2 separate regions of the Homo sapiens genome follow, and region 1 is linked to region 2. A link is an interaction called in ENCODE POLR2A ChIA-PET data of the cell type or tissue named here. Cell type or tissue: endothelial cell of umbilical vein. All regions are shown on one strand. Each heading gives the region's core, and the rest is flanking DNA. Links, peaks and the distances in the headings are about the cores only.

The links. ChIA-PET counts read pairs that join two places held together with the same protein. Peaks named below come from ENCODE experiments on the same cell type or tissue, not always from the same donor. Only the 100,000 strongest peaks of a DNase experiment are listed, where the experiment ranks them.
Region 1: POLR2A ChIA-PET joins it to region 2 with 5 read pairs; 2 of 35 experiments call an interaction of 5 or more read pairs at or near these places.

What each region holds. Positions count from the first base shown.
Region 1 is chr4:25,447,886-25,452,282 of GRCh38, forward strand. The region is part of intron 3 of LOC105374536 (a long non-coding RNA gene); the gene reads left to right. Among named protein-coding and RNA genes, the nearest start is that of ANAPC4, 73 kb to the left of the region's middle. RefSeq lists an enhancer at 2,434-3,251. In endothelial cell of umbilical vein, for the core only: no CTCF peak of the experiment used is centred there; a DNase peak (open chromatin) is centred at 2,686.
Region 2 is chr4:25,539,055-25,543,451 of GRCh38, forward strand. All of the region lies in intron 2 of LOC101929161 (a long non-coding RNA gene), which reads right to left. Among named protein-coding and RNA genes, the nearest start is that of SLC34A2, 110 kb to the right of the region's middle. In endothelial cell of umbilical vein, for the core only: no CTCF peak of the experiment used is centred there; no DNase peak of the experiment used is centred there.

The DNA.
Region 1 (4,397 bases), core at 199-4,198, 91 kb before region 2:
TCTGAAGTCTAGAGTATTCCACCAGGTTAATACACCACCAGTTATGTATTCATTTTTATGCTGTGGGCATTTAGGATGTTGCAAGTTTGTGCTGTTACTTCAATTAACACTTTCCTACCAGTCTGCTTGTCTTCTTGCTATAATGCGTCTAGAGGGTGTATCTAGGAGTGGAATTCCTAGGTCAAGGGATCTGCAAATATCCAGCCTTACTATATGTTGCCAAACTGGACTCCACAGTGATCAATACCAACATAAACTCTCACTAGTGTTGTGGAACAGTTCCTGTGGCCCTGCCTGCTTACCAGACATTTAGTGTTGCCAAAATGTGTAACTTTTGGCCAGTCTGGTGGGTAGGAAACTTACTGTTCAGTATTTGAGGACTCGAGAGCTAGGAAATCCTTAAGAGGGAAGGTTACTGACAGTTTTTGAGGACCTACTCTGGGCAAGGCACTGCAACACCGTCTGCTTGAATTCTCCTGAGAAACTCTGCGAACTTGGTATTAACATCCTCTTTTCACTAAGGAGGAAACTGAGGCTTGTTCAGGGTCCCACTGCTGGTGGAAGAGCAGGGATTGGAGTTCAGCTCTGTCTGTCCCCAAACCCTGCCCTCCCCTTACCAACTCCTCCATAGTCCAAATGTCTCACTTCTACAGAGAAGAAAATCATGCTCTAGAGAGGCAAGGCAGTGGGACTGTCCCACAATGAGGAGGTGGCAGAGAGGACTGGAAGCCTGCTCCATAGGGGTGACCAAACTTTAAGAGCTCTCCCTTGAAGCTCTCCTGGCTCTACTGGCCCCGTGGCATCCACATGCCCTGAGCAGGACCACAACATGGCAACTTCATTATTGCTGCCGAGGTCCTGAACCTGCCCAATCTCCTGGCCTTCTGGGAGAGGGGAATGTTAGCTACAAGCTGTCACTCATGTGCCAGGAAGTGTGCTATGTGGTGTACTTACGTGACCACATTGAATCCTAGATACCCTCATTGTTTCCATTTTGCAGATGATGAAATGAAACTCAGAGAGCTTCGTTTTCCCTGTGCTGTTCCCACTCACACACCCTGGCCTCAAGCCTCACTTTCTCACTCTCTTTTCCAACCAGGGGAATGCCAGAAATGCGCCTGGAGGGAAACAGCTGGGGAGAAGAGCCTCATTTTACTGCTTCTGCTCAAGGCTCTTCCAAGCTGAGTGTTAAATGCCATTCCTTTTTTCTTTTCCTAAAATGAAATGTACTTAAAAAAAAAAAAAAAACCAACCTTTTAACTTTAGAATAGTTTGAGATTTACAGAAAAGTTGTGAAGCTGGTGTCGTTTCCATGTACTCCACACCCAGATTCTTGTAGTTAACATATGACATTAGCAAGGTATGTTTGTCACAATTCATGAACCAGTATTATTAATTATAATGTTATTAACTAAATCCCATACTTTACTCAGATTTCCTTAGTTTTTTTGTTGCTGTTTTGTTTTTGTTTGTTTGAGACAGAGTCTTGCTCTGTCACCCAGGTTAGAGCACAGTGACTCAATCTCGGCCCACTGCAGCCTCCACTTCCTGGGATCAAGTGATTCTCCTGCCTCAGCCACCCACATAGCTGGGATTACAGGCGCTTACCAACACGTCTGGCTAATTTTTGTATTTTCCTAGAGACAGGGTTTTGCTATGTTGGCAAGGCTGGTCTCAAACTCCTGACCTCAGGGAACCTTGGCCTCCCAAAGTGCTGGGATTATAGGCGTGAGCCACTGTGCCCGGCCAGATTTCCTTAATTTTTACCTAAATGTCTCTTTCCTGCCCCAGGAGCCCATCTGGAATACCACATAGTCATCACGGCTCTGTAGGTTCCTCTTGGCTGTGAAAATGTATCAGACTTTCCTTGGTTTTTGGACAGTTGTGGGGAGTACTAGCCAGGTATTTTGTAGAATGACCTCAGTTACGATTTGTCTGAGATTTTTCTTATGATTCGACTGGGGTTATGGGTTTTTAGGAGGGAGATCCCAGAGGGAAAGTCCCCCTCTCACCACACCACAGTATATGAAGCGTACACACCCCCAACATGGTTTATCCCTGCTGCTGTTAACTCTGATCACCTGGCTGATGTTAACGCTGATCACCTGCCTGCTGTTAACCCTGATCACCTGGCTGATGTAATGTTTGTCAGGTTTCTCTACTATAAAGTTACTCTTTTCTCCCCATTTTCATACTGTGCTCTTTGGAAGGAAGTCACTATACACAGCCCACACGGAGTTGGGGAGGCTGGGGACAGTGGCTCATGCCTGTAATTCCAGCACTTTGGGAGGCCTAGGCAGGTGGATCGCTCGAGTCCAGGAGTCTGAGAGCAGCCTGGGTGAGAAACAGAAACCCCATCTCTACTAAAAATACAAAAATCAGCTGGGCATGGTGGCACATGCCTATAGTCCCAGCTACTTGGGAGGCTGAGGCAGGAGGAACGTTTGATCCCAGGAGGCAGAGGTTGTGGTAAGCCATGATTGCACCACTACACTCTAGCCTGGGCGACAGAGTGAGACCTTGTTTTAAAAAAAAAAAAAGTGAGAGGTGTCTGGCTGCAGTCTGTATTCCTGAGCACGTGCTGTGTGGCCTCCTGGCCTCTGGTTTCTCCAGACCCATGCTGTGCTCTGGCACTGATAATAACACCTCTGCCACCCTTAGCCCTGGAATTACAGCTGCCAAAGCCCTTTACAATTTCATATCCTTCCTGTCATTTGCTGCTCTGCCAAGTAGGAAGCACATGCACTATTATCTGCCCCTTTTTAGAGTTGGAAAAACAAAGGTTCAGAGAAGGACAGTGACTTACCAAGTGCTGCACAGCTGGTCTGCCGTAGGGCTGGGGTTGAAGGCAGGTCTCCCTGGCTCCACTAGGCCACTCTCCCTGGGGCTGCCCTCGTCCTGACTCCCAGCAGCTGTTCCTCCCCAGGACAGGCTCTTTGCTCCCTCTCACCTGCATATGTCCTCTCTCTCAACCACTTTTCTCTTCCTAATTGTCACGTGGCTCCTGCCCCGAGGCCCCCTTTCCACCCTCTGACATAGTTTCCATTTCATCCACTGCGCCAGCCCTTCGGCTCCCTCCTGGCCCCAAAATGTCCGTTCTTGGGCTGTTTCCTCCTTCACAGCCTCCTCCACAGGCTGTGTTGAAGTCTCCATCCTCCCCACCTGGGGACAGAGGGGTTCTCAGGGCCACAGATGTTTTGGGAAGAGAGATGGGCACCTTCAGAAAATATATTTTAGCCTATCCTTTCTCAAACTTCTCTGTACAGAAGAGGCCCGGGAGGTATCTGTAAAAAATACCAATTTCTGGGCTCCCGCTGTTGAGTCCATTGTCCCGAGGCCCAGGAATGTGCATTTTAAACACAATTGTCTGAAGTGATTCTGATTCAGGTGATACTGCAGTTTGAATTGCTTGAGCCCAGGAGGTTGAGGCTGCAGTGAGGTGTGATTGCACCACTGCATGCCAACCGGGCACTAGAGTGAGACCCTGTTTCGGAAATAAATAAATAAATAACTCACCAAAACCTTTCAACACATACCTACTAGGATGGCTACGAAGGAAGGAAGGAAGGAAGGAAGGAAGGAAGGAAGGAAGGAAGGAAGGAAGGAAGGGAGGAAGGAAGGGAGGGAGGGAGAAAAAGAGGGGCAGAGAGAGACAAAAAAAGAAAAAGAGAGGAAGACAGAAAGGAAGAAAGAAAGAGAGGAAGAGAAGGAAAGAGAGAAATAAAGAAAAAGAGGCCAGGCTTGGTGGCTCATGCCTGTAATCCCAGCACTTTGAGAGGCTGAGATGGGAGGATTGCTTTAACTGGGGAGTTCTAGACCAGCTTTGGCAACATAGCGAGACCCCGTCTCTAAAATAAATAAATAAATAAAATGAAAGAAGGAAGGAAAAGGGAAGAGAGAGGAAAAGAAAGAAGCAAGGAAAAGAGGAAGAAAGGAAGACAGAGAAAAGGACAGAAAGAAAGAGAAAAAAGGAAGAGAAGAAAGAGAAAAAAAGAACAAAGGAAGGAAGAAAGAGAGAGAGAAAGAGAAAGAAGGGAATAAAGGAAGAAAGGAGGACAGAAGAAGAGAAAGAAAATAACAATTGTCAAGGATGTGGAGAAATAGGAACCCTTGTGCCTTGTTGGTGAAATGTAAGTTGGTGCCTCTAATGTGGAGAATAGTAATTGGTTCCTCAAAAAATTAAACATGGAACTACCATATGACCAAGGAAGTCCGTTTCTGGGTATATACCCAAAAGAATGAAAGATAGAGATATCTGTACACCATGTTCATAGCAACATTATTCACAATAACCCAAAGGTGGGAAACAACCCAAATGTCCACGACAGATCAGTGGATAAACAATATACCGTATCTACCTGCAGTGGACTATTATTCAGCTTTAGAAGGAAGGAAAT
Region 2 (4,397 bases), core at 285-4,284:
AAAATCAATTGTTAAATTATTCATTGAGTCAGATCAGGTCATTTTGAAAGTAATCTTCAGAGTGAGTGAATCTTTATCAAAGTTGACACTATTCCTGATATCTGAACAGATTAGTTTTATAATTTAATACTTAATCTGTCCACAAAACACAATGAGAAAAAAATGCTGCAGTAACCTGGGTATTGAAGGACTCGCCTTCTTGATTGTTTTTATTCTCTTTTTACCTTATCAGGTGAATAAAACTTGAAAGTAATAAAAAGAGACTCATAAAACAATGCTCATTTTGATTTACACTTCTAACCCCTTAATTATCAGCAGCTTAACTGTCTCTCCTGATTTCCATCTGACTTCAGGCTGAGCGACAGGGTGCACTCATTGACTCAGAGACACTGGCAGGGGTCATAGAGGTTATCCGTATCTATAAGTCAGACCAGGTGAGTTCAAAGTCACCAAGGTGAAGCTGCATGCATGGGTTCTGCTCTTGACTCCTTAGTTTGTGGCCTTGGAGAGGCACCCCCTCTCAGAACTTCCTTTTCTTTCTTTCTTTTTTTTAAATTTAACAGAAGCAGGGTCTCCCTATGTTGCCCTGGTCTCAAACTCCTGAGCTGGAGGAATTCTCCGGCCCCAGCCTCCTGAATTGTTGGGATTACAAGTGTGAGCCACTGCTCCCAACCTGAACTTCATTTACTTCAGTGGTAAAATAGGGATGAGAGTGTCTACTTTGCAGGGTTGTTGGGAGAATTGAATGAATGATGGATAAATGGCCCGTGAAACCAAGAAAATGCTCAATGAAGGTTAGCTTCTGCTCCAAAGGGATGCACAATCACTGTGCTTTCCTCTCTTCTACTCCTTATGCATTATCTTTGGCCTTAAACCACACGGGAACATCTCATTTCTTCTTTTAATTCAATCCCTCTGTTACAATTTGGGTCTTCCTCAGAAAGTCTGTAAGGTGGTGACTGCATATTTATTCTGGTAGAATTAGGGAGATTTGAGTGTTTAATAAAAACCATGGATGGCCGGGCATGGTCGCTCATACCTGTAACCCCAGCACTTTGGGAGGCCAAGGTGGGAGGGTCGCTTGCATCCATGAGTTTGAGACCAACCTGGGCAACATAGCGCAGACCCCTGTTTCTACAAAAAAATAAAAAATTAACCAGGTGTGGTGGTGTGCCCCTGTAGTCTCAACTACTCGAGAGGCTGAGGTGGGAGGATTGCTTGTGCCGGGAAGGATGAGGCTGCAGTGAGCTGTGATGGCACCACTGCACTCCAGCCTAGGTGACAGAGGAGACCCTGTCTCAAGAAAAAAAAAAAAAAAGAATACTTTAAAAATTAAAAAAGAAAACATAGGTATGGCTCAAAGAGTGAGATTTTCTTCGCTAACACTTCCAGTGACTGGAATTTTGGAAAAAATTCAGCTTCACCTTTTACAAAGACCCCAGTTCTATTTACAAAGAGAACCTGACTCCACCATTCATCAAGCTGCAAAGCACTTAGCATTTTTGGTTGGCTAGGATTCACTTATATATTACCTTGTACCACAGGCCAGGATGACAGCTCTTCCATGTGGATTATCAGCAACATAAGGCCAGGGGCTGTGTCTGTCTACATCACTGTATCTCTTAGGACTGTGCCTGATACCTAGTAGGTGCTCAGAAATATAACTGCCAAATGAATGAATAAATATATCTCACCCATTCATGGAATCATAGTATTGAAACTGACTTGCTACTTAGGAGGATATGATCAATAGTTTTATATCCCCCAAAGCTTTCCGTAGCCCCAGGAATTTTCCATGTGCTAACCTGATGATGGCTGATAAAACTTCTATGTTTTGGGAGTTGTCTACATATAGAACAAAGTTCACTTTGCTTTGCTGTACTTCACAGCTCGGCCTTGATTAGACAGTTAGAGGAGATTCAGGAGATTTTGTGCCAGGGAGAAAGCCAATTAAAGCCCAAATGGAAAGAAATTAATGGCCTGCAGTAATTCTGTGGTCTGAGGGCAAAGTCTCAAATCTCTCCCTACCTAAAGCCAGTGCTGGGTTTTCCAACCTTCTCAATGCTTTTGTAATGCATGTTTGTTGTTGTTGTTGTTAATGTTGAAATTCCTAGTGAAATAATGGCCAGACAACTGTTTATAGCCCTTACTTTAGTAAATGAGAAAATCTGAAAAATGTCCTCCTTTGTGTTAATTTTACCAGATTTATACCTTGGCAAGTCACTGGGTGGAATTGGAACAGTTTGGGAATCAAATATATAGTAACTGGAACAACCCTATCATTATTACCAGTTTTAAATTACTGTGGCTGTTATCAGCTGAAATGCTGTAGGAAAATCTCAATTAATTGGACATGAGCCTTCTAGGAACTGCAAGTAATTTGATAAAACATAAAACGACAGAATAATATCATTTAACCAAGTTCCCGTAGGGGTCTATATCTATGCTGCATGCTCAGGACTCATTTGGTCTACACTTTGCATATTGCTATCACTAATACCTACCTACAGTATTAAAAATGAGAAGTGGCCAGGTGCTGTGGCTCATGGCGAGACCCTGTATCTATTAAAAAAAAAAAAAAAGAAGAAGAAAAAGAAAGGATGAAAGAAAGAAAGAAAGAGAAAGAAAGAAAAGTGGCTAGAGCCACTTTGAAACTAAAATTTTAATTTAATTCAAATGTTAATGTAAATTTAATTTATTAAACATTCCAGCTCTATAATATTTTGAGTCATGAATGCATTTTTATTATGACATAAACATCCAGAAAAGTACAGAGTATGATAAAGTACCAACAGAAATGAACACATTGTTAATTTTTTGATGTCTTTGTTTCAGACATTTTTAAAGAAGTAATGCGTTAAAGATAAAATTGAATGGCTAGGCACTGTGGATCACGCCTGTAATCCCAGCACCTTGGGAGGCTAAGGCAGGGGGATCAACTGGGGTCAGAAGTTCAAGACCAGCCTGGCGCAACATGGTGAAACCCCATCTCTACTAAAAATACAAAAATTAGCTGGGCATGGTGGTAGGTGCCTGTAATCCCAGCTACTCAGGAGGGTGAGGCAGGAGAATTGTTTGAACCTGGGAGGCAGAGGTTGCAGTGAGCCAAGATCGCACTATTGCACTCCAGCCTGGGTGAAAGAGCGAGACTCCGTCTCAAAAAAGAAAAAAAAAGATACAACTGAACCTCTCTTTCCCCATTCCAGAAGCTTCTGTATCCTTCTCATCCATGTCTTTATAGTTTATTTATGAACAACATATAACATTCTTTGAATATTTAAACAAATTGCATTATACTATATATAATTATTAATATATTATTATCTATAGTATATGGCATTATACTATATATAATATAGTAATATATTAGAATATATTACGAATATAATAGTACTAATATAATTATATTATAATATAAAATTTTTTTTTTTTTTAGATGGAGTCTCGCCCTGTCCCCCAGGTTGGAGTGCAGTGGCGCTCTCTCAGCTGACCGCAACCTCCCTCTCCTGGGTTCAAGGGATTGTCCTGCTGCAGCCTCCCAAGTAGCTGGGATTACAGGAGCACACCACCATGCCCGGCTAATTTTTTTGTATTTTCAGTAGAGATGGGGTTTCGCAATGGTGGCCAGGCTGGTCTCAAACTGCTGACCTCAGGTGATCTGCCTGCCTCAGCCTCCCAAACTGCTGGGATTACAGACCTCAGTCACCATGCCCAGCCTATAATATATAATTATGCTATTATTAGTATAATAACAAAATATATTATTATACTAATATAACATATTAGTAATATAATTACCAATAGAATAATATATTACATATAGTATAATGCCACATACTATAGATATTAATATATTATTAATATACTATACTAATATACTATTAATATAAATATATCCTATATTATATATAATATAATGCCATTTGTTTACGTATTCAAAAAAGCTATATATTGCTCATAATAAACTATAAAAACATGAATATATAATATATTATAATATGTAAAATATAATATATAATGTAGCTTATAATTTTTATTATAAAATATAAATATAGAATATATACTATATTATAATATTATGCTATATTATATGTAATACAAGTACATAACATAATAATATATATTATATTCTTAATTATATAATATATAGCATATGTTATATATATAAAATACTACATATATATACAAAACTCTGCAACTTGGCTTTTTTTCAGTTGTTATAATTTCGGGCCCTATATATATATATTTATCAAACCTCCCAGGTTTGATATATAAGAACAAATGTCAGGCTGACACAGTGGCTCGCACCTGTAATCTCAGCACTTTGGGAGGCTGAGGCAGGAGGATTGCTTGAGCCCAGGAGTTCAATACTAGCCTGGGCAACATAATGAAGCCCT